Regions from separate parts of the Mus musculus genome. Here all the other regions are linked to region 1. The links are chromatin loops, found by intact Hi-C in ENCODE. Cell type or tissue: left cerebral cortex. All regions are shown on one strand. Links, peaks and the distances in the headings refer to the core of each region. The heading gives the core; the rest is flanking DNA. Region 1 has its middle 33 kb from the start of Gpalpp1. Region 2 has its middle 14 kb from the start of Gm52138. Region 3 overlaps Gtf2f2 (general transcription factor IIF, polypeptide 2). Region 4 overlaps Gtf2f2 (general transcription factor IIF, polypeptide 2).

What was found. Peaks named below come from ENCODE experiments on the same cell type or tissue, not always from the same donor. Only the 100,000 strongest peaks of a DNase experiment are listed, where the experiment ranks them.
Region 2: it touches region 1 in a loop (7-fold over the local background); 30 of 42 quality-filtered maps call a loop at or near these places.
Region 3: it touches region 1 in a loop (4-fold over the local background); 6 of 42 quality-filtered maps call a loop at or near these places.
Region 4: a loop joins it to region 1, with 8 times the contacts of the local background. A loop is called at or near these places in 27 of 42 quality-filtered maps.

Annotation. Positions count from the first base shown.
Region 1 is chr14:76,075,080-76,081,030 of GRCm38, reverse strand. No RefSeq gene overlaps it. Among named protein-coding and RNA genes, the nearest start is that of Gpalpp1, 33 kb to the left of the region's middle. In left cerebral cortex, for the core only: a CTCF peak has its summit at 3,622 (motif pointing right); DNase peaks (open chromatin) are centred at 3,655 and 4,219; H3K4me3 peaks cover 509 bases; H3K27ac peaks cover 313 bases.
Region 2 is chr14:75,873,997-75,879,947 of GRCm38, reverse strand. No RefSeq gene overlaps it. Among named protein-coding and RNA genes, the nearest start is that of Gm52138, 14 kb to the left of the region's middle. In left cerebral cortex, for the core only: a CTCF peak has its summit at 3,456 (motif pointing left); DNase peaks (open chromatin) are centred at 3,457, 3,907 and 4,810; H3K27ac peaks cover 174 bases.
Region 3 is chr14:75,959,547-75,965,497 of GRCm38, reverse strand. The region is part of intron 4 of Gtf2f2 (general transcription factor IIF, polypeptide 2); the gene reads left to right. Kctd4 (potassium channel tetramerisation domain containing 4) reads right to left here. Exons shown (of 2, transcript NM_026214.3): 2 at 281-3,100. The coding sequence starts at 2,907. The coding sequence ends at 2,128. Among named protein-coding and RNA genes, the nearest start is that of Kctd4, 7.5 kb to the right of the region's middle. In left cerebral cortex, for the core only: a CTCF peak has its summit at 3,067; DNase peaks (open chromatin) are centred at 1,325, 2,165 and 3,031; H3K4me3 peaks cover 2,787 bases; H3K27ac peaks cover 3,083 bases.
Region 4 is chr14:75,897,097-75,903,047 of GRCm38, reverse strand. Gtf2f2 (general transcription factor IIF, polypeptide 2) reads left to right here. Exons shown (of 8, transcript NM_026816.3): 8 at 5,395-5,951. The coding sequence ends at 5,514. Among named protein-coding and RNA genes, the nearest start is that of Gm52138, 9.4 kb to the right of the region's middle. In left cerebral cortex, for the core only: CTCF peaks have their summits at 775 (motif pointing left) and 3,329 (motif pointing left); DNase peaks (open chromatin) are centred at 2,099, 2,524 and 3,294; H3K27ac peaks cover 2,330 bases.

The DNA.
Region 1 (5,951 bases), core at 505-5,504:
ACTCCTAAAATAAAACCTGATAAACTGGTCTCCATTAATGAGAAAACTCAACACAAAAACATAGTTGAGAGATTAGTGAATACCTACTAATCGTAACACAGCAAAAAGCTCAATTCCCTTTGAATTTGAATAAAATGATAAAATACCATTTAGAAAAAATTCAACCAGAACAAAACTAGCTGTCCAGTAGGTAACTGGGCAAAGAATATAAATGCAATAGTCATAGAAACAGAAGAATTCTGAGAAATACTAGAAGAAACAAACTTACTCATAAAGAGAAATGCAGATTAAATACAGTTTGGATCCCAGAGTGATGGCACACACCTGTGACTCTAACACTCAGAAATCTGAGGCAGGAGGACCACCCCATGTTTAAAAGTAGTCTGATGTGCATCATTCATTCCAAGTCAAACCAGGGTGGCATAGCAAGGCCCTGTCTCAAAATAATAGTCCTGCTCCTAGAAAGGCAGCCACAGAGAGGTGCTTCTGTTGGAGCCTTGTCTACTCTGCTCCCTGGGCAGACACTGCCCTGCCGTCCTTCCTGTTCCTATCAGCTTCCCACCAGTGGTCCTCTCTTGGCACCAACACCGTGCCTTCAATTTAGTTGCAGGACTCTGATGGAGAAATGCTTGCAGTTAGTTTAGAAAATGTAAAAACAATCTGTGGCCTTTGAGTTCTTGTTGGAAGATCTTGGAATGATGATAAAGGAAAGGGCCCTTCCTCCAGGATGCGCTGACCATTAGGCTGCCCCCCCCCGCCCCCGCCCCCATTTCTGCCAGGGATAAAACAAAGAAAAACAAACATATATATATATATATGTATATATGTGTGTGTGTGTGTATATATATATATATATATATATATATATATATATATATATATATATCGAGCAAAGGACTGCAAGTTGACCAAAGACACTTTCCCAGCTTGCTCCGGCTGCAAACAACCCAGACACCAAGGGTGGTTTGATATTCTAAGACTTTCCTCTATAATTAAGGGGAAATTTGGGGGGGGTACTCACAGAAAATTCCATGTCCAAAAAAAAAAAAAGTCTGCTCTCTGGCCATCAAAATGACTCTGACTAGGCAGGTAAAAGGCACCTGCTGCCCAAGTCCTAAAGGACTCAATTTGATACCCAGAATCCATAAGATGGGAGAAGAACAACTCCAAAGTTTGTCATCTGACCTCCATATGCACAGTGGCACAGGCAGCCCCCACACACTACTTAATTTTCAATATGTGTGAAAAAAATCTAGTAAGCATCATATTGAAAAAATAGCCATGCAGTTGTAGCACACTCTGTTAATCTTAATTACTCAGGAGGCAGAGGCAGGTAGATCTCTGAGTTCAAAGCCAGCCTGGTCTACAGAGTGAGTTCCAGAACAGCCAGGGTGACACAGAGAAACCCTGTCTCAACAACCTCCCCCACATGTGTGTGTGTGTGCATATATACATACATGTGTGTATTTATAAATGTGCACACTCTCAAGAGGATAAATACCTCGTGCTCAAAGGGAGCAGTAGAATGAAGAGCAGTGTTGCCTCTAGCCCAGCACAGTAGCAATATAAAAATGGCTCCCAACGTTAGCTGTGCTGCTCTGCTCTGCAGGTAACTGTGGAGGTTAGACGAGCATACACAGATGCAGCCAGTCATTGCGTTAGCACAGACCTCATTACACAAGCAGTTTGAGTGGATTCCAAGACACACCAGCTTGCTTCTGGGATCCCATCTCTGCCCCTAAAGTGCTGGGGTTACAGATGGGCCACCATGTGCACCCGGTTCAGGTCCTAGCACCTACATGAACCCTGGGTGCACATAGGTGATCCAGTTGTAACCCCAGCACTCTAGAGGCAGCACCCTGAAGCCATCCAGCTACCTAGACTAGATAAATCAGTGAACTCTCCATTCAAGTGAAAGATCTTGCCTCAATATACAAGGTAGACTATAATTAAGGAACACACGTGTACATGCACACACACATCCACCTGTATCCACCTTCATGTGAGCATGCATAACTTGCATACACATTACACACAAACACACATGCACACACGTGTGCATCTACCTGTATCCACAAACGTGAACATGCATAAACACACACATACAAATCCCTCACAAAAGAAATCCCTAAAAAGTTAGTTGATAAAGACTTGTGAACATGTAGTTTTATAATGTTAAAACCAAACCTGCTTCCATGTGTACCCCTGGTCCGTCCACTAAAATGGCTGTCATTAACCATTTCAGTGAGGCTAAATTTCTGGAGGCTAAATCAGCCTTGCTCAGCTCGCTACAGTGTGCTTGGAACATTAGTCGATTCTTGAAGCTCCCGTTCTCTCGGTTTGCCTCCCTCTTTTCTAGCTTTGTGTCCATAGGACGATGCTTTCTGTAGCAAGGAGCAGGATGCCAAAGTTAAATGAGAGAAGGCTGTTGGAGAACTCTGGTTTGGGTCAGAGGCTGCAGAACGGATGTGAGCCCAAAGCTGAGGAGGGCAAGAGTGTGTCTGGAGCCCCCTTTACCCTAAGTCTGCATCCCGCTGAGTGGTCATTGGTTTCACTCCCTGTCAGCTGACCTCCTCTGCTTCTTAGGAAACTGAGCCATTAACTCTGAGCTTTGCATCTTTCTGTCAGTCACTGAGAAGACCGACCACTCCCGCTCTCAGTCTGGGAATTCCTAAGGATACACCTGGGCCTCAGTTTTCCCTCCCCTCTGGCTCCTTCTGTTAGAAGACCACATCAGAACCTCAAAACCTGCCCTGCCTCATCACACCCTCTCCTTAATCAGAGGGCTCAGATGAAGACCAGGTTCCTGAAGGAGTCCTTGGAAATCATGGCAGATCCGTGTCCGGCAGTGAGCTCCACCTGCACACACCTCCCAGTCTAGCCTCCCAAGGTCTTGGAGCTGCACGCCCAGGGCCTGCTTGGCAGTAACAATGCCTATAGAAGCAGACCCCAAGGGCATTTCAAAACTGGGTTTAAGAGGGTTAGATGGCAGCCATAGGAGATCCAAATACATCTCCTGGGGTTGACCTATGTAGCTGCCTGACACATATTTTTTAGGAGTAAACAGAAGACAAGAAACAAAGGTGTACCTTTCTGAGAGCAAGTAATATGAGATTCTACAAATAAGCCAGGACAGACGCATAGGTCCTGAGATGTTTGGCTCTACTGGATCCCTTCAGAATGTCTAGGGAAAATTTCTTTCTTGAAGACAGAGCAAAAAAGAAAAGAAAAAAAAATCCCCCTCAGGCCAGATTTTTTTTTACTTTTCTCAACTCTGTGCTGAAATAAAAAGGTCTAATCTCCTCATAATATTAATACTAGTTCCCAAGGAATTAAAACTCAAACCCTGCTTGGATCAGCTGCCCACCCATCCCTGGACAACCTAACTGCCTGGAGTAGAGGGGGCATTTTAGTTCTGGCTGGTGTCTGGATCCCACCAGGCTGGTTTGAGGGAAGCTGCCACTCTTACCAGGGACCGAATGATGAATTAAAAAAAAAAATCAGTAAAGCCGTAGGAAGGAAGGAGGCAGGGAGGCACACTGGAGAAACACTCTTCCCCAGTGAATCCTGCAGTGTTTCAGTCCTTTTTCCAGACGAAGAAAAGCTGGAAGTGTTAGTTACCACAAGGGGGCTCTTGGGTTCCACGCAGGCTATCTGTCTGTTCTGAGAAAAGCCAAACCCAACTTTGAGTCCTCACCTGGGCTGATACCTCCAAACAGATGCTTGCTTGAGCGAGCCCAGAGTGGTGATTTGAAATGGAGAAATGAGTGCAAGCAGGCAGCCACACTGCTCCACACAGAGATGGAGGATGACGTTGAAGGCGATCTAATCTGAGTCCAGCGCTGGACAACATCCCAGCCCGGTCCCAGAACCACACATCCAAACAATAACTGGTCCCTCACCCCAGACAGCTTTCGCCTCTAGTTCAGCAAAATACCCGGGTTCATAATATTGAGTTATCAATCCACCTGCAATATTGCTCCCCATTGAGTCTGCTCCTCATTCTAGGTAGATTCGGCTGTCACAAACATTATTACCATCTTCCCCTTTCCTCCCGAGAGGTCACTAAAACTTTCATCCTAGACCTTTAGACCTCACATATCTGTGTAGGCAGGAGAGAAAGAAAAAAAAACTCCTTTTAAATTTCAAATATATATCTAACTCCGGCAAGAAACCAGGAAACGTAACCATGGAAACAGGAGCATGAGTGTAACCATGGAGACCCATTTAAACCAGCTGGTCCATTAGCATGTAGAATCTAGTGGACTCTGGCTGCTTTAAGGACAGATAGCCCTGCTTAAGATGGTCAAGTGATACCAATTGTTCACGTCAATGCTGTGTAGGCACATATCATAAGTACTGTCTGAATGTTGCCAATATTTAAAAATGTTAGGGAAAAAAAGCCTTTCACAGAACTTCCTCTGTTATACTAATTTCTTTCTTTTATTCTTTCTTTCAGTTTTTTGAGATTCTCTTGTACCTAGCCTGGCTTTGAACTTGCTAAGTAGCCAAGGAGCTTCCCAAACTCCCGATCCTATGGCCAATGCCTCCTGAGGCTGAATTGCCGATGTATGCCACCACGCCCACCTTTGCTATAGCAATTGCTTTATTTTATTATTTTTGTTTTGTTTTGTTTTTTTTTGAAACAAGGGTCTCATTATGTATCTTTGACTGGCTTGGAACTCACGATGTAGACCAGGCTGGCCTGGAACTCCCAGATATCTCCCTGCCTCTGTTTCCCAAGCACTAGAATTATATGTGTACATCACCATGCCTAGCTGTTTTTTTTGTTTTTGTGTTAGGCAGGGTGTCCTGCATCCCACCCAGCCTGGCCTGCAAATCACTATCTCACTACACAGCCAAGGATGACCTTTAACTCCGATTCCCCTGCTTCCAGCTCCTAAGTGCTGGGGTTACAGTCGTAGGCAGCCACACCCAGTTTATACAGTCCTGGGGATCAAAGTCAGGGCTTTGTCCATGCTAGACAAGCTGTTTACTAACGGATACCATCCACAGCCAATTTCTAGGCGATCCCTCCATCTGTCTGCCCTGCCTTCTTACCATAACGTTAACCAGCACTTTGCCACTCATTATTATTTCAGCAGACACAAGATAATGACTTGGTTGTGCTAAGCTCTCCATACTTTGTTCAACAGATGGTAAAGACTGTCTCACCAGGGTCAATTTGAGCTGAGTCTTTCAGAAAGCTATCTGCTTAGCAAAAGGGCTTGTTTCCAGAATGACAGGATTTGGATTTGTTCTTCCAGTGAGTGAGCTATGCTTGGGACAAGGCCTTCCTTGGGTTTTGGAGATCTGTTTCTGTTGATGCTTGGCAGTGTATGTGAACAGGTTGAACCCTGGGATTTGCACATGGTAGGACTCATCTTATTCCGTGGAGCCACACCTGCAGATTCCCCCCCCCCCCCATTTTGTGTAGGAAGCTTCACTTTTCCTCCTGTCAGCACAGCCTGTTACAAAGTTCTTCCCTTTTCCTTGGGCATCACAATGCCTGTATCCCTGCTGCAGCTTCAAAGGCCAGGGGGACAGTCTGGGTGAGTCTTGTTTCTCAGTGGGGTAAAAAGGCAGAGCACAGAGTCAGAACACTTGTGACCACCACTTATTGGTGTGCTACCTGAGGCAGGTTCCCCTCAAAGTTCTGACCAAAGTTAAGCATTCCTTCCTTAAGTTGCTCTCCTCGGGCATTTGTTTCAGCTTTGGAAGAAACAGAGAATGGGAATGGGGAGGGAGCGCCAACCTCACTTGTTCTATGGGGCTTGTTCTATACCACACCTTAAAAAGTCTCACAACAACCCAGTGAGGATTATTTTTGTCTCCAGTATGTCCATGAGGAAATGAAAGGTGAAAGGTCGTCACCTTTGGGTAAACCTTCCAAGTCCACAAACTACACAATGAAAGGGAGAGAACTTGAGCCCCAGCCATGTCTTCCAAGT
Region 2 (5,951 bases), core at 432-5,431, 200 kb after region 1:
GCCTCTGCCTCCCGAGTGCTGGGATTAAAGGTGTGCGCCACCACGCCCGGCTACATGCCCTGCTTTTTAACACAGCTTCTGGAGAGGGAATTCAGGTCCTCATACTTACATGGTGAGGACTTTATCGACTGAGCCATCTCCCCAGCCCCATTACAGTCTCTAAACCACTAGATCTTGCTGTTGGGAAGGGGTCACTTCGATATTTTCTGCTATTGAGCTGTTCTTATTCTGATTTTAATCTTTTCTTTTCTTTCTTTCTTTCTTTCTTTTTTTTTTTTTTTTTTGAGACAGGGTTTCTCTATGTAGTCCTGTCTGTCCTGGAACTCACTCCGTAGACCAGGCTGGCCTCGAACTCAGAAGAACTCAGAAATCCGCCTGTCTCTGCCTCCCAAGTGGTGGGATTAAAGGCGTGTGCCACTACCGCCAGGCTCTGATCTTAATCTTTATCCTCAAAAAACAACAACCAGCTCCCTCCATGATGTTAGTAAGCGTGATGCTTTTTCTATATGAAGGAATTGTGGATCTGTATGTCCGCTTGTGCAGGAGCCCTGCTGATCTCCGCGAGGTTCCCGGTTTAGGATAAACTGCCAGGCCCAGTGCAAACTTGGCCTTCTTGACACAGCATTCGACTGGCAAGCACCTTCCACTGAGGGTCACTGCGGTCCTGAAGCTGACTGCCTCCCCTCCCCCTTTCCCTCCCCCTCTCTCCTTCTCCCCTTTCCCTTTCCCTCCCCCTCTCTCCTCCCTTCTCCCTCTCCCTCCTCTCTCCTCTCCTCTCTCCCTCTCTCCCCCTCTCCCCCTCCCCTCTCCCCTCTCCCCCCCCTCCCTCTCAGAAGTGCTGCAGAGTCTCTATTGTGCTGGGATCCGCGGCACAGCTCTTTAATGCTTGAGCGCCACCTCAGCTGTCAGAAGTTAAGGCTCTCTGCTGAGTGATTGTCGGAGCCCTTCTCTTTGCTTTTAATATCGTGCAAGGTCACTCAGGTTAGAACTGAGTTCATCGCCTTTCTCCATTGTGGGGGGGCTTAGAACCTTGATTCCTTGAGAAAAAATAATATAAGAATTACCCCAGCTATCTTTCAGAGTTGGCCAGTGTCTGGTCATCCACGGAAAGACTTGAGTTATTTATTATACAGCAAAAGTGATGCAGACGTGGACTTGTGTTGATTTTCATTGTGCAGTATAACTCTCCGTGTGCTAGATGACATTAGCATGCAGAAAGAAACAAGGGGAATGTTCCCAGCCAAAGGCAGGCGACTTGTTCTTCTTAATACATTGTTGTCATGATCGAAGAATACATGTGCTTAATAATAATTGTGTTTTGCTACAGACAGGACTCACCAGGACTTTAAAGAGCACTTGTGGTTCTTACAGAGGATCTGAGTTCAATTCCCTGACCCGCAAGCGTTTGTACCAGTTCTAGGTATCTGATGTCTCCTTATGACCTCCAAGGGCATCAGGTACTCAAGTGGTACACAATATACATGCAGGCAAAACACATGCACATAAAATAAATTTTGATTTAAAAATTGCGGGGGGGGGGGGGCGGGGGGCGGCTGGAGAGATGGCTCAGCGGTTAAGAGCACTGACTGCTATCCCAAAGGTACTGAATTCAAATCCCAGCTACCACATGGTGGCTCACAACCATCCATAATGAGATCTGATGCCTTCTTCTGGGGTGTCTGAAGACAGCTACAGTGTACTTACATATAATAAATAATTTTTTTTTAAAAAGGGCATGCTCCCAACACAAATCTCTCCAAGAAATTGCTTCCTGAGCTGCTCTTCCAGAGGTCCTGAGTTCAATTCCCAGCAACCACATGGTGGCTCACAACCATCTGTAACAGGATCTGATGCCCTCTTCTGATGTGTCTGAAGACAGCTACAGCCTGGCAGTGGTGGCGCACGCCTTTAATCCCAGCACTTGGGAGGCAGAGGCAGGCAGATTTCTGAGTTTGAGGCCAGCCTGGTCTTCAGAGTGAGTTCCAGGACAGCCAGGGCTACACAGAGAAACCCTGTCTCAAAACAAACAAACAAACAAAAAAAGACAACTACAGTGTACTCATATAAATAAAATAAATAAATCTTTAAAAAAGAGAGAGAGAGAGAAAGAAAGAAAAAGAAAGAGAGGGAGAGAGAAGTCTCCTAGTCCACAGAAGGAGACTTTGTGCTCATAGGAACTAAATCTCTGGGATGCTGGTTTGTTTGTTTGTTGTTTTTTTTTTTCCTCTTTCTGTTTGTTTTATTTGGGAATTCACTGTGTAGCCCAGGCTTACCTCAATCTCAGCAATCCTGCTTCCGCTTGGGGAATTGCTGGAGCTATCCCAGAAGTGGCTGTGCTAGCCCAGTCAGTAACATGATTACAGATGATACCTCACTGAAAGCTAAAAGGGAGATCCAAGCTGACACCACCCTAGGTCCTGACCTACAAAACTCACAGATGGTGTTTGTTGTTTCCTAGACTACCGTTGAGGGTTATTTTGTAACAGTAATATATAATTAATACAGTGAGTCATGCTAGACGAGAGGCAAGCAATTAGCATATATTTCAAAATAAAAGCTACCTACTTTGAATTCTTTTTACTTTCTTACTCACATGGGGTGTGTGTGTGTGTGTGTGTGTGTGTGTGTGTGTGGTGTGTGTGTGTGTGGTGTGTGTGTGTGTGTAGTGTGTTCACTGGGGATGCAGGTACCATGGTATATGTATGTAGGTCAGACAATTTATAACTTTCAGAATCAGTTTTCTCTCTGTGAGTTCAGGATGAACTAAGTTGTAAAGCTTGGTGGCAAGTACCTTTGCCTCTCTCTCTCTCTCTCTCTTTCTCTCTCTCTCTCTCCCTCTCTCTTCCTTTCTTGTGTGCACAGGCCCATGTGACATGGCATAGGTGTGGAGGTCAGAAGACAGCCCTCTGGAGTCACTACTTCTCTCCTGTCACCTCCTGTCACCAGGGATGGAACTCAGGCAGTCAGTTCTCTGGGCCGGCCTCTATCCACTGGCCCCTTCTCTGCCTCTAGTCAGATTTTTTTTTTTTTTTCTTTGCAACACATGCTTACTTGGGGTATATTTCGCTCACTGCTCTCCTCTGTGGATACACACCCCCACACTCGGGGTTGCTCGCGTCATTCATGGTTGCATGGTTTGTAGCTGGTCGTTGCTTAAGGACCCCAGGAGCAGGACAAATTGAGAGGGTGGGCTGAGCACTTAGTTATCCACTAAGCAACAGCAAACTAGACCTAAAAACAAAGTCAAGAATTTGAAATCCAACCATGAGCGCCTCTCCATCGTCCAGTTCCAGCGAGCCTCAGCTTCTCCGCCCCGCCCCGCCCTGCTCCCCTTCCCCTGTCTCAGGGTCCTTTTCAGCCTCCAGCCCTGAAATCTTCCCGTCCAAGCCTCTTTGTGCTTCAATTTACCTTGGATTCTTCAGGTAGCAAGCGAGCTCCCTCTGCTGGCCGTCTAATGAAACACATCATCCAAACTGACAGGGCCCGCCCTTTGAAACAGAGGATGCTCATACAGAGTTGAGTGCTGGGATTAAAGGCGTGCGCCACCACGCCCGGCGAAATGTTTTTTCTTACACACAGAGTACATGCAGCAGCTAGAAGTATGGTATCCAAAAAGGGAAAAACAGCCACTTACTGTACTGTTTTGCTCAGTTACAGACATTTTGTCATTCCTTGCCACGTTTATCTAGATACAGATAGAGTGCAAACCACCGGTTATTATTAGTTGTTCTGATTTTAATAAGCTGCCTTATTGCCCAGTTTAATTCTCCTAGAAAGCCTCGGAGAAGGGATTGTGAAGTTTGTTAGATTTTGCGTGAGAGCTGGAATACCAGAGTTGACTCATCTCTTACTTTTCTATGTTTGTTCTTGTCAGAACCCCTGGGACGTGGTTTCAGGTAGTAAGTCTCAATTTGTTCACCCTCTCGTCTAGAACCCCCCACAATTGTATCGTGGCTGCCTTCCTCCTTCCTTTGGGGAAAGAAAGAGCAGCAGTGAGACAGCCACAGGAGGCACTATGGGGTAATAGCAGATGTGTGTACAAGGGGTTTTAGACAAAGAGTTCTGGGTGGCGCCTATATGGTTAGGGCGCTGAGTTCTTAAGTCTCTACAAAGAATAAATTCAAGAGAAACCCATACTAACCACTTTGACTATTTTGAATACCTATATAAATAAATTAGCAACAGACTTAGACCAAACATAAAGGTCCCAACAGATCCACTTTCCTTCCCAGGGGAATGTTTGGTATCTTTCTGCTTATAGAAGCGAGACAGCCTTCCCCTCCACTTAGCCACCACGCATTTCAGCGATGAGATGCAGCCGAAGCCATTTGCCTCCTACCACCTGCCTTCGATTGTAAGTTTTCACCTGGATGGCTTTTAGCAACATCGAGTAACAGCATTGAGTTCCATTGCTAAGCAATGGGCCAGGCCTGGGCTCCCCCAGCCACAGTGGGTCGGGCTCCCGATTCACAAAGGAACTTCACTGTACCAAGAAGAGGCTCTTTCGATTTCCCTTGGCCTCTTTCCTTCTTTCCCCCAGCCCCTCCCAATGTGGACACGCTGACATTTTCATCCATCTCAGAACCACTTGGCTCAGCAGGCGCCCTCTTCCAAGCAACTCTCCATCACTCAACTCGAGAGAGGCCAGAAGGCGGCCTTTAAGCCCTGAGTGCTGCGAACCACAAATAGTCTTTTAGGATCCATTTCTCTCTCCTCCAGGCCAAAGCCAGCTTGTTTATGAAATAGCTGCCACCGCAGTGGCCCACTCTCTGTCATCAGGCAGTACCGCTTCTTGCCGTCCCCGGAAAAACGCTAGTAGAGGAGGAGGAGATGGATAATGTCAAGCCGATGAGTTGCCTCCCCACCCACCCAGGCTCATGGGGAAAGCTAGAAGGATGGAGGAGGCTCCCGGGTCTGACAGCGTTCTTTTTGAGTTTGGGTTTTTGAAATGTAGCTCAGTCTCCAGGACCAGGGAGGGCACCGGGGGCACCTGGCTGCGGACCTGCCCCTCCACTCTCCACAGCCTGGCAGAATTTCTAAAGACCAGAGACTTAAAGCCGGGGGGCGGGGGCAGGGAACCGGGCCCCCACACAATAACCTCTTTTCCCTACTAGCCCTCTGGGCCTGAGCTCAATAGTGATCTGAGCTTTCTCTAGAGTGACCATGCCACAAGTCACTTCCTAGCCCATGGGTGTTCAGCATGTTTCCCAGCAGCTGTGACACAGGACCCCAAAAGGCAGACTGGAGACGTCCTTAGAATTGCCCTAGCCTGGTCCATTCCAATTAACAAGTTGCTGTGATGAACACCGTAAACAAAAGAAAGCATCTTGTGTGTTGGGGGTGGGGGGTGGGGTATGTCATCTTACAGCCCTTGGATGGCGCCATCACTGAAGGAACGTAGAGCAGGCACTGATGCAGATATCGTGGAGGCGTGCTACTTTCTGGCTTGCTCAGGACTCAGGACCAGTGGGACGACCCTCCCACATCAACCATTAATCAAGAAGATGCCCCTACAGACTTGCCTACAGGCCAATCCAAGGGAGGCTTTTTCTCAATGAAGGTTCCCTCTTCCTAGATGACTCTAGTTTGTGTCACAATGACAAATGGCTAACCAGCACAGGAGATCAGTGGTGAACCTTTTTTTTTTGGGGGGGGGGAGGGCTGGTTTAATTGGAGAGTTAAGTCCTGAGTGGGTGGCCTTGAAGGTAGCCTAACTCCACCTCTTCCTCCCTTTGCTGCCAGGCCACCGTGAACGGGCATCTTGTTAGGCCATGTGCACTTGCCCTGATGTGTTGTCTCACTACAGGCCCAGAACAGTAGGCAGCCAAACTGAGAACCTGCTCCTCCTTCTATCTCTGTGCCTCGATCCTTCCGTGTGGAAGAGGAATTTTCACTCTGTGGAAATCTACGTTAGAAATACATTCAGCTGGGTTTCTATGAGTTCAGGGCCA
Region 3 (5,951 bases), core at 585-5,584, 120 kb after region 1:
ACTTGGTTATGAGAAACTAAATTCCCTTGTGAAATCATGGGAAGCCTTTCTTGCAGATCTGAGACTGGCTCAGCTGCGTCTCCAGTGACACATTATGTCAGTGCGTCTTTATTATCTGCACTGAAATCTTGGGAGAGAAAAAACTTGACTCTGACATTAAATCACTACCAATTTTTTTTCATTACCAAGTCCAAATGCCAAGGAAAAGTCAGCCCCTAGTCTGGGGGGTATATAAACAGTTGAATAGCAGCCACTGGCAATTGTACAGTTTTTTTTTTTTAATTGTTTCAATAGTCCCTGTAAGTCCTGATTAAGCCATATATAGCTCATTAAGAAAATTTGATACATAAGGCAAAGCATTTTTTTTCTTAATGTGACATCTGAGAAAAGTATGTAGTTGACATTGAGTGTTGTTTTAGTATAAATTTTTGAAGGACTTTGTTTGCACAGTACCTTTAAAGGATTTATTTCTTTTAGTCTGTATAGGCAACTTTTATATTACCTTAGATTTTGTAAGTAAAAGTCAGTTATAGTTAATAATAATTAATAGTGAGCCTCATTCTAAATTTTATATGTAACCAAAATGTTATAATATATGATTAACTATTTAAACTCAGCCAAGATAATCAACAGGTTATTTGGTTTATTTAATAAGGTTGGATTATAGTTGTTAGTTTCCATGATTGCTTCCCTGCCTCCTTTTTTTTTCTTTTTGCTTTTTTTGAGATAGAGCCTCACATAGTAACCCTTGCTGGCCTCAAACATGTGTTAATCCTCCTGCCTCAACTGGAAGGATTCAAACATGAATCACCACTTCCAGCTTGTTTATTTTAAACTTAAGACAATTTGTTCTTAGAAACTATTAGGAATGATGTAGGTGAAGCCACAGGAGTGGTGCAGGTGCTCTTTGCAACATAAGTGGGCACTCACATTTAGAGTTTAGCTAGGAGAATAGTCCTTAAACAGCCATTCATAAAATAAAGTTTAAAATTTCTGTAAATGTTAGCATGAAATAGAAATAATCCGCACAACTTTGTGATTTTGAGGTTTAGCATCAGAACAGATATTTTAGTGTAGCAGAACGGAAATTGAGTAGTTGGTGGTGGTGACTTTGTTAGGTTTTAGTATGAAATTTTGAAGGACTTTTTTTTACATAAAAGATTTTAAAAGATCAGTAAAGTTCTTCTCTAAGAGTGTTGTTAAATAATGTTCATTTAACATTTTGAGCTTGAAAACTGAGCATAGAGTGATTGTGAAATAGGCTCTTCCGTTCGCACACCCTGCACTCAGCTGGGACCAGGCCACCCATGCTGTGCTGTACTGGAAAGTGGTGGCTAATTTCTGTCCCTTGCTGATCAGCAAGGCGCAATAGCCTGACAGTTAATTGCATGAATGCAGAATACCGTGCACAGTCATCAAGTGGTACTATTCGTTTTTAAAGTGACACATGTAACTTTTATTGCAATCATTAATACAAGCAGAGAAGCTAGCAATGCTTTTATTTATTTTTTATTGTTATCAAGCAGTTTCCTAGAAATTTTCAGCAAAATATCAATTTAGCCATAATTCTAGTATGAAATACAGGAGCTATAATAAAGCTTTTGGTGCCTGCTATTTTAAAAGTCAAATCAGTAGCTCGAATGTGTTTTACAGTCACATTTTGATTCACTGTTACCCCTGCTTTAGGTAGCTCTGTACATTTATTTTGCTCTCCATGTTTATTTTATAAACCAGTTCATCTTCTTCATGGATTTTTGCTCTTAAGTAGAAAAGATTTTGAATCGTATGTTGTTAGCATTTGCAGTAGTGAATGATAGATGAAGTACCCAAGACATTCTCATTGAAAGACAGCTTAAGGGAAAAAAAAAAAAAAATAAATAGCAAAAGCATTGTCTTTATTTACAGTTTAGAAGACCACAGCTTCACTGTCGGTGGAAATGTGATGGCAGAACACCCCAGAGAAGGACATCTTTAGTGATAGATTTACATACCGTTAGCTCACAGTACTTGCTTAGCAGCCGGGCTCTGGACTAGCTGGCTGGGCACGTTGTTTGGGATGCCTTTGATTCTGTGGCTTCTGAAGCTTGCTGGCTGCATGCTTGTTGCCTTTGTTCATGAGACAGGTAATTACTTGATAAAATGAAGTGCATCGCTGTGAACAATTGACCCTTTGGAGCAGTCCAGGCTAGTCAGCAGTCTAAACCCACATTTTAAAGCCATCATTATGGCCTCAAACTTAAGAGTTTCCAAGGTGCAGACAAAGGTGTTGTCTTCCTTTAGTACAAGTCGAGTGCCGTTCTCAGACTTGATGAAGTATTTAAATTGAATGATATTTGACGACACAGAGAACTCCTCTGGAAACCCATCCAGCCTGCTTTTGGATACCAGAACAATGCGAGATTTTATTTTTGATATGAAATCAGGAGCATTACAGAAGATTCTCAGTCCTTGTGAGCGATCGTGATTATCTGTTATTTCCAAGAAAGTAGTCTCTCGGGGGGTCAGCTGTTCTTTTTCCCACCTGGATTTCACCTCCTCTGCCAGCCCCTTGAGCTGGAAGAATTCTGCTTCTTGAGCAAGAAGTTGATTTTCTCGAAATCCTTCGGGTAGTAGAAGTTCTCCATTTCGTAGGAAGTTTAGGACATGCCTGAAGAGAAGCCCGTCCCTGTCTATGAAGTAATGGCCATCAGCATCGAATGGACAGAGGATTTTCCCATTTACGATACCTTCAAGGAAAGTGTCTGGGTACTTGGTCAGTGTCTGCTTTTGAGTAATATATAAATATCCACCAACGTTGAGGGTCATCAGCGTGGATTTGCAGTTCTTGCCTTGCTCGGCATCTTCCACGCTGTTGTGCCTCCCTTCGTACTCCCTTTCCTTTTCTCTTCTGATTATTTTACGCTCCATTTTCAAGATGCTATTTCAGCTTGTTCTTCTTGGCTTGGAGATTTTTTTTTCCTTTTAAAAAAGAAACACTACCACACAAGCACGCCTTTATTCCTTCCCAGCCTGGCGATGCAATGAAATGCTGGTAGCACCGCCTGCGCTGGCAGCTGGGTTTTGCAGTAGGTGGCGTGTCAGCTATGCATGCAGGAGCTTTCTGGAGTAAGACGGAAAAGAGAATTTGCATTTAACTGTATCAGGGAAGGGATTTGTTGCAAAAGGATTTCTATGTCTATTTTATGAGTAAAGGAGACGTATTCAGGGCAAATTGACTTTCCTCTAACAAACTGCCACTCCACTTTAATTCCCAGGTAAATAAGAATTTCTGTCCATTTCTAAAGGTCTAAGGCATTGCTTAGTGTAAGTCATTAGACTAATACTGAGTTACACTGTCACCTTTTGGAAATAGAATGTGTTGCACTGGTATTATTTCAAATAAATCATAATAGGAGTCCTAAGGTGAAAGAAACTAGCATATAGATTTTTTTCCTATAAAAGTATAGTGTTTGCAGTGTTGTAGACCCAGACAAAAGTATTTAGGCTTGCTGTTGTGACACTGAATTTGAATTTAGTTGAATTTGTATGTGTTTTGGATTTGGGTCTCTTTGTTAAATGAGAAGAAGTTTGCATAACTTCTTTTCATACAAGGTTGTTTATTTACTTATTTTTTTTACTAAAAAGTTGAAAAAAGTCATGTAGACTGGTTTTGTAGTATTCATTCACATTTTGTTAGTTACAATTTCCTGTAAGAAATCCATGAGCTCATTTTACCCTGCTTCAGTGCTGCAGAGAAGGCTATAGCCATGTAGCCATGTACATTCAGAGAGAAAGCTGATTCTACATGCCTACTCTGTTATAGTGTCGTGGGCAAGTTCGGGTTTACTTGTTGTCTCACAGAGAGTGACAGAATAGTGTGAGTTGAATGCATTCCTGTCCCTTCGTCTTTAAAAATGCCTTCCAGAGCATTTTAGGATTCTGAGCTTATACTTTTAGAATCAGAGCCCCAGATATAGAAATCTGGGTGTGTTTCCAGTATGCATTACTTGAGCAACCTGTCTACTAAATTACCCTGAGGAACTCTGTTGTAAGGGCTTGGCTTTTATATGAAAGTCACTTATATTTCTGTTGAGTTAATGTTATTTTAAAATTATGTATATCTTGTTAAAGGTATTAAAATAGTTTCTCTTTTTAAAATGCCCAACTTTTATTTTCTGTAAATAGGGTTACATTTTCATTAGATATTTTTAAACTATATATTCTTTAGCAGATAATAAATTAACATTAATACTGAGGTTTTCAAAAATGAATTGAAATTGGACTAGAAATCTAAGGCACAATCATTTTTTAGTGGAAAGATGAGATTCAGCTTCTTTACCAAAGATGAAATTTCGTTCCAGAGAGCTTTTAGTGTTTTACCTGGGTTTTGTAACTGCTTTGATAGAACCTCTCAGCCCTGTAGCATTTAAGGAGAATGTGCTCTGACATTCTGACAGAGGGTGTGTGTGTGTGTGTGTGTGTGTGTGTGTGTGTGTGTGTGTGTGTGTATTAGTGTTAGAATGAAGTTTGACTATGGGTGTGACTTATTTTAAGAACTGAATAGTTGTTGGTTGGAAGGTACCAGTTCAGAAATCAGGGAGTTTTTGTTACTATACAAGACTTCCCTTTTGTGTCTTGTCTGCTGTCTAGCATCTTAAGAAAGGAAACTGACATCTGATGCATGCCACCTCATCCATATCACTGCCATTTCAGCCACATGATTGCCTTCATGGAGTGCCAGCTTGGCTTGTGTGGACTCTTCTATTTATCTGTGATGGATGCTTATTGTAGGTAATCAGTTAGCTCTAAAACTATGTACTAGTGCTGGTGACAATATCAGAGACAGTTCCTGTTTATATGACTTTGTTTCCCTGCTTCACTACAGGGACAGAGTAGAATTAGGCAGTCCAGCAATTTCTATCACAGGAGGAGCCGAAGCCGTGCATCAAAGATTGACTGCTAGATGCCTTTGCCTCCAACTAAAGAGCATCTCATCTACTGTAGTCAGGGAGGCATCCTTGTGAAAAGGCCTGATTTCCTAAGAGTTGGAGCACACTTGAAATGGTAATACTTGCATGCACTTATCTGCAGCTCCCAAAAGTTGAGGCCAGAAGATCCTGAGTTTAAGGATATCCTAGGCTGTATAGTAATGTTCCATTTCAAAATAAATTAAAAAAAAAAAAAAACTCGGAAAACAACATAGAGAGATAACCTCTTAGACACCATAATCACGAACCTTATAAAAAGAGCCCTCCAGCAGCTTTGAGAATTTAAATCAGTCACTCATTTGAGTGTTTCCTATAGTTAAGCCCAATGCCTAACCAATTTGTGGGACTACTTCCCATTATGTGGTAGGTAATGCTCATCTACTGTCTGTAAAAGGCAGAATTTATTCAAGGCTAATAATGGAAGGAATTTCCATCTTTTCTACCAATGGGAAGTGATCAACATAGGACATAATTAAAATATATGCAGGTTCTGTATGTTGTAACATGAGAGGAAGCTCCCTCCTGATTGACAGCTACAGGAAGAGGCTAATGTCCCCAGACTCAGCAGATCCCTCTTCTGTGAGGTCCATTGCATTTCAGGGAACAGCAGTGGTTTTAGGAGCTTCCATTAACAGAAAGACACCTTGTCTTCACATTCTGTATCCCTGCCAGAACTTTTACTTATTTTCACATTTGCTTGTATTGCTCTCTCCTTTGAAATGGTGAGTTCCGTGACTTTAGAAAGAAAAGGTGAAAACAGCTAGGGCTGTCGATCTGTGCTTGACCGTCGGTTCCTCTGACCGTGGCTCCTATTCTGTTTCCAGGGTATTGATCTGTGCTTTGACTTCACTGCTTTTACAAGCCCAGTTTCTTATCTGCCGTGTCCCTTGTTTCTTCATAGTCCCTCTTCATAATGAGGGTTAAAGCATTGGCTGTGAGTGGCATTCATACTGCTTGATACTTACTCCCTATGAATATTTTATG
Region 4 (5,951 bases), core at 341-5,340, 180 kb after region 1:
CCCCATGATTAGAGTACTTATGTTAGGGGTCCTAGGTTTGAGTCCCAGTACCCATATGCTGCTTCACAATGTCTAACGACATTTCTAGGGTATCTGATAGGCATACATACAGGCCAAATGCCACCCATTCACATAAAAGGTGCTCAAGCCAGACGGAAATCCCCATGTCTTCTTCAAGCTCTGAACTACAAATCCTGGCTTCCAGCTTCAGTTCTTAAGTAAAGATTGCTGCATAGAGACAGCTAATTTCTAACCTAACAGGCCTGGGGCAGTACTGCGGCTTGGACACAGTTGTTCTAACCTCAGCTGAAGAGGAAACTCATTATTGTGTCCTGATGTTTATTCCAGCACAGATAGATCTGTGGACAAGCCAGGAAATGTTTTCTAACAATGAAATACCTTTTTAATGAGGAGGCGAAATGTGTTTTTCTCACAATATGAGGTTCCTTTCTGCTTTTTAAGTAGTGTCATTGATGGTGGTCAGATGTGCAGAAAATAGAGCACAAGCTCAATGTGAGCAAAATATGAATGGAATTTCCCTATAACTGGTAACCAGGGTAAAGAGTGCTGTGCGTGTTCTTGCAGAGACCAGGAGAGAAGGTGTCTGATCCCCTGGACCTGACTGACATTCATATGGTTGTGAGCTACTAGTGTAGGGACTGGGAACTGAACTTGGGTCCCCTGAAAGAGCAGCCAGTGTTCTTAATGAGCCGCCTGTCCACTCAGTTTGAAAGTGTAAAGGTAAAACTGTGAGATCAGTAGCTGCCCTCTGCTGGCTTTTTAGTTCCCAGACAAGCTGCAGAGGTGAGTTTTCAGGCTTGCTGTCATATGGGACCAGTTTTCTTCATGAGAGAGTCTTGTTTATGTTGGGCTCTGTTCAAGAAGCATTAGCAGCAAAGAGAAAAAGCAGCCAGGGCTCTGCATCTGGGGTCTCCCAATCTCACCTCAGCTGCCTGAGCAAGACTGTTGCAGCATCAGAGAGCCTTATTTCTAGACTGGAACTCTCCGTAACTTTAATTATTGATAACATGTAGAGCCACACAAACTGCTGGGCTGGAAAATTAACTTTTCTTCCTTTTTTCACTGTGTAGTCCAGGCAGCCTTGAACTCAGTGAATAGTCTAGCCTGGCTCATACATGGCTTCTTCCCTGCCTCAGCCTCCTAAAAGATTTGCCAGCGCATGAAGTTTTATTTCAAATCATTCTTCCTAATTTAAAGCCTTGTTTGTAGAATAAACTCTGTGTGGACTGTAAGATCAGTGTACCTTAGTACTGAAAGTCACAACCATCACCACAATCAGCTTCAGAGCAGCTCCACATACACCCCAAATCTCCTGCCATTAGCAGTCACTCACCGCAAATCCTAGACAACTGTAGATCTGCTTTCTGCCCTACACCTCATCCTGAATAAGAATTCATATTCAGCTATTTTTCAGAATAAGTGACATGTTCTCCTTTATTAAGACTTGGCTGTCTGTTTCCCAGTGGTTAATGATTTCAGGTATATGTAATGGGTTGTTTTGTCCCAAATTAAACCATTAGAGTCCAAGTTCAGCCTGTTACATATACAAGGAACTATTCCAACATTGTCTTCAATACTGCCTTTAACCAAAGTTAAAGGAGCCACTTCTAATCCCAGCATTTGGGGGGCAGAGACCAGCCAGGGCTATACACGGAGACATTGTTTTAAAATTAAAAAGAAAGTGAACTTTATCTGAAACCTTCAGACCGATAAGACACTTGCCACTGCAGACAGATGAGTCTTTTTTAGCACACAGATATTAATGCAATAATTATCTGGGTTTTCAAGGTTTGAATGAAATGTAGAGACAGGCAGGGTTTTATCCTTTGACCATTTTCACTTCCCATCTGTTGGCTGCTTAGAGTTTTCAGAGGAAGAAACACAGCAGTGGAACCCAGAGAAGACCCAGGATAGGGGTGGGGCAGCAGTGAGGAGGAAAGAAGATAGCTGCAGGCCCTTGCTGCACAGAAGCCGGGCAGCACCTTCCCTCCTGTTCCCAGTTTATTCTGTCTGGAGGGCTGAGAGCATCTGGCCCTCTCTGGCTGCTGACTCCTGTGTGTACTTGATTTCTTAATGAGCAAGCCTGTGCCTCCAGTCACTGACTGCCTCATAAGTAAGGAAGTCCTTTGTTCTCTCCACTGCTCTGAAAGGAGTCAACTTACTCGCACAGAAAATTCTGTCTATAACAACGCCCTTCCTCTTGTGGTACCCCAGAAGACACACATTCCCCTGCACCACCTGGGCACACAGTGGGCACTTGCTTTAAGCTTTTAGGGCCAGTTTTTGTAACTAGATGCCAAGCAGGGTTTGTGATTAACTTACTGAAAGCCTTAGGAGTGGTAATCTCCCTGTCTGAGCTGTTCTTAATCAAGTTCAGTTGAGTTATTATTATGTAAATAATGCTTATCACTGAAATATCTGACAAAATGCAGATCAGGCTTCTTAGGTTTGGTAGAGCTGGAGAAGAAAAGAACTGCATTGGCTGGCTGGCTGGCAGCAGAGAAACTAAATCACAGGCTGCTTGCACCTAGTCCTAAAACTTCCTAAAATTTAAGGAAATTTGAAAACAACCCTGCAGAGTTGTGGCCTAGTCAGGTGCTATGGTTCTGATTCTGTTTTGTTACTTGACCAGGTGAGTAGAATGTGGTCATCTCATTCCCTCCTTGTAGTGAGTCCGTGGGCTACATTACCAAGAGAAAGAGGAGTGCATGGGAACGGCTGGTTTGTAGAATGAAAACTTTTTTGGTTGTGAGCTTAGCCTCTCATCACTGAACCCTCTCTCCACCCCAGTGAAGACTTTCTTACCATGTCATGTTGACCCCTCTTCTGGCTTTTCTGTTTTCTTGGCTAAGATTACAGATAAGCACAGAACTCGGAGTTAGAAGAGCTGCTTTTTTCTGGGTTGCTGAAATGCTCCTGGTGATTGCTGTTTGTGTTTGGGCCACTGCTATCCATCCACAACTGTGTGATTGTTTGTGCAACAGGATCTTAGCAGCCTCACAATGAACCATTCTTTGGAATTTTACAAAGATGTCATTCTTGGCACCTAAACTGAAAATCATTTGTGCCTAACCCATCATTTTCCATTTATGAATCCAGTTTAATTAGAAAGTAGTTTATGAACAGTGCCCCATTTTTCAAGTGTAATTTGAAATAGCAGATGGCAGACGTGCACATTACCTGCTTGCCCAAGCCTAAATGCTTACTCATTCACACTCATGCCTTTAGCAAAGCCAACTATAGAAGGTGTGGGAGGCAGGCAAACCGCCTGGGGAACCCAGGCCTCATTGAGCTCGTTGCTGCCACCTGCTGGGGCCTGTTTGTGGAAGGCTGTCCAATAGACAGATGCTAAGCTTTCCAGTGACCTCACCGAGCTCTAGTCTCTGCTGTTACATTTCTAAAAGACAAGCCTGGTAGTAGTGGTGCATGCCTTTAATTCCAGTACTCAGGAGGTGGAGGCAGAGGCAGGCTGATCTCTCAGTTCCAGGCCAGCCTGGTCTACAGAGAGAGTTTCAGAACAGCCAGAGTTACATAGTGAGACCTTGTCTCAAAAAGAAACAAACTTCTAGATGGCAGCCTATCTGTGGGTTAATGGATTGTGCTCCATTGTTTCAGATCAGCAGGTAGGGATTTGACTATTTGGTAACATGGCCCCTTGAGGTTCTGAGAACAAAGGATATCAAGAGCTCAAAATCCCTGGAGTGTGGGAGCTGTAACAGCCTCGGAGCAGATAGCGTGATCTTCAGAATCTTGGCTAGGGACTTGGACAGAGAAAGGAAGAACACAAATTTGAGCTCAGTCTGGACCGCCTAATGACACCATGTCTCAAAAAAACAAGGACAGTTTGGGTCTGGTGGCACTTGGAGGCAGAGCCAGGGAGATCTCCCCTAGTTTAGGGCAAGCCTGGTCTACATAGAATGTTGCAGGCTAGCCTAGGCTGTATTGTCAGACCCTATTTATAAAGGGAGGGGTCATAGTGGCAAATGCCTTTAATCCCAGTACTCTGAAAGCAGAGGCAGGTAAATGTCTGAGTTTGAAGCTAGCTGGTTTCATAAGAGAGTTCCTGGCCAGCCAGGGCTACAGAGTAAAATCCTGTCCATATGTGCACACACAGGGGTTTGTTAAAGATTCACACATAATGTGGTTTGGGTAGTAGTGCATTCGGTGCAAATATTATCTAGACAGGAGTTCTTCAACCATTAGTGCCTCTCGTTTTGGTGAATTATATATCCTCCTGCAGTGAGAAGAGCCATCTTGACATTGTGCCTAGTTCTTTGAAGCAGATACTCAGAAGTTGGATTGGGTGGGGTGTTTGTTAGTTGGTTGGTTGGTTGGCAGGACACATCACTTGTGAATAATTAGCTTTCTTTTCTAGAGGTTACTGTCATTTGTATTATTGGTCAATGGGTGCTTCAGTGGGCTTTGGCAAACAAAGGCAGGGTTTTGTAGTCCACTTAACACAGTCTTAATTTCCACGACTCCAGTAATCATTTGGGAAGCAGGTTCTGGGGACATAAAATAATGTAAGCCGAGCACAGGAAGCCTGCGCCCTCTCGTTCTTAGTCTTCTCTCTGCTATGGCAGGCTCGGGCAACACAAAGTTTCAGGCTACCCCTTTCCTTATTCCACAGGGAAGGGGTAGTCTGAAACTCAGAAGATCCATCTTAGGTCAGATGGGGTGTGGCTCACGATTTTATTCCCTGCACTCAGAAAACAGAGGCTCATGGAACTCTGGCAGTTGAGGCCTGTCTAGCATAATGAGATCCTGTCTTTAAAGAAAAGCATATCTTACAGAAGTAGGAGTTGTAGGTACTCATCATATGCTTGCTTGCTTGACTATTATTTCCTATCCCTACAGGGTGTGTCATTTATATGGATGCTCATAAAACTGTTGATTGTAGTCTGTGGACTGATTGTTAAGTCACTAAAGTCAAGAGCAGATTGCCCTCCATTGAATTCAGTAAACATGGAGCAGCCATTACAGTATATTTTCCTCTAGATTCCTCTCTGTTTAGGACTTCCAGGCCTTTGATGCACATGGTCCTGTGTTTAGTGAGGAATACGTTGTAGGACTAGAGAAATGGCTCAGTGGGTAAGAGCACTAACTGCTTTTCCGAAGGTTCTGAGTTCAAATCCCAGCACCCACATGGTAGCTCACAATCATCCATAGTGAGATCTGACGCCCTCCTCTGGTGCGTCAAAACATTGTAGAATCAGAAAAAGTTTGTTGAACCCTTTTATAGGAACCCCATTTGGGTTTTAAGGATGCTAGTTTTTGTTACTTGTGAGTATTTAGTGTATTTCATTTTAAGTGTTACTTCCTGCCTTGATAACCTCATCTGTGGTGCTTTTTTTGTTTTGGTTTGGTTTTTAGGGATACCTGAAAGAAATCTTGAAAGAAATTGGCATTCAGAATGTAAAAGGAATTCACAAGAACACATGGGAGCTGAAGCCGGAGTACAGGCATTACCAAACAGAAGAGAAGAGCGACTGAGAGACTCGTGTGCTAAAGAGTCAGTCACAGGCAGGCCTGGCCAGCCCACACCACAAGTTGCCTGCCTGCCTGCCTTGACAGGACAAAGACACCTGGGTCTACCACTCCTCTCAGTAAACTGTTAAAGCTGAGATTCCATAAAAGTTTCTTAAGTGTTTTCTGAAGAGAAAGATGTTATTTATAGACTAAACTCATGTTACACCATTCAGCGGGCATGCTGGCACATGAATGTGTCCAAAACTCAGGAGACTGAGGCAGGCAGGTGTGAGTTTGAGACCAGCCTGGAATACACAGCAAGACCTCCTCCATAGAAGAAAAAAATTATGGTATGGGTGGAGCTCTGGGAATTAAAACTACTTTTGTTTTTATTGGTTAACTTTGCAAGCGTAAATGGGATATCTCCTAAATGAAAATTTTGTCTCTGAGGAACTAAGGTA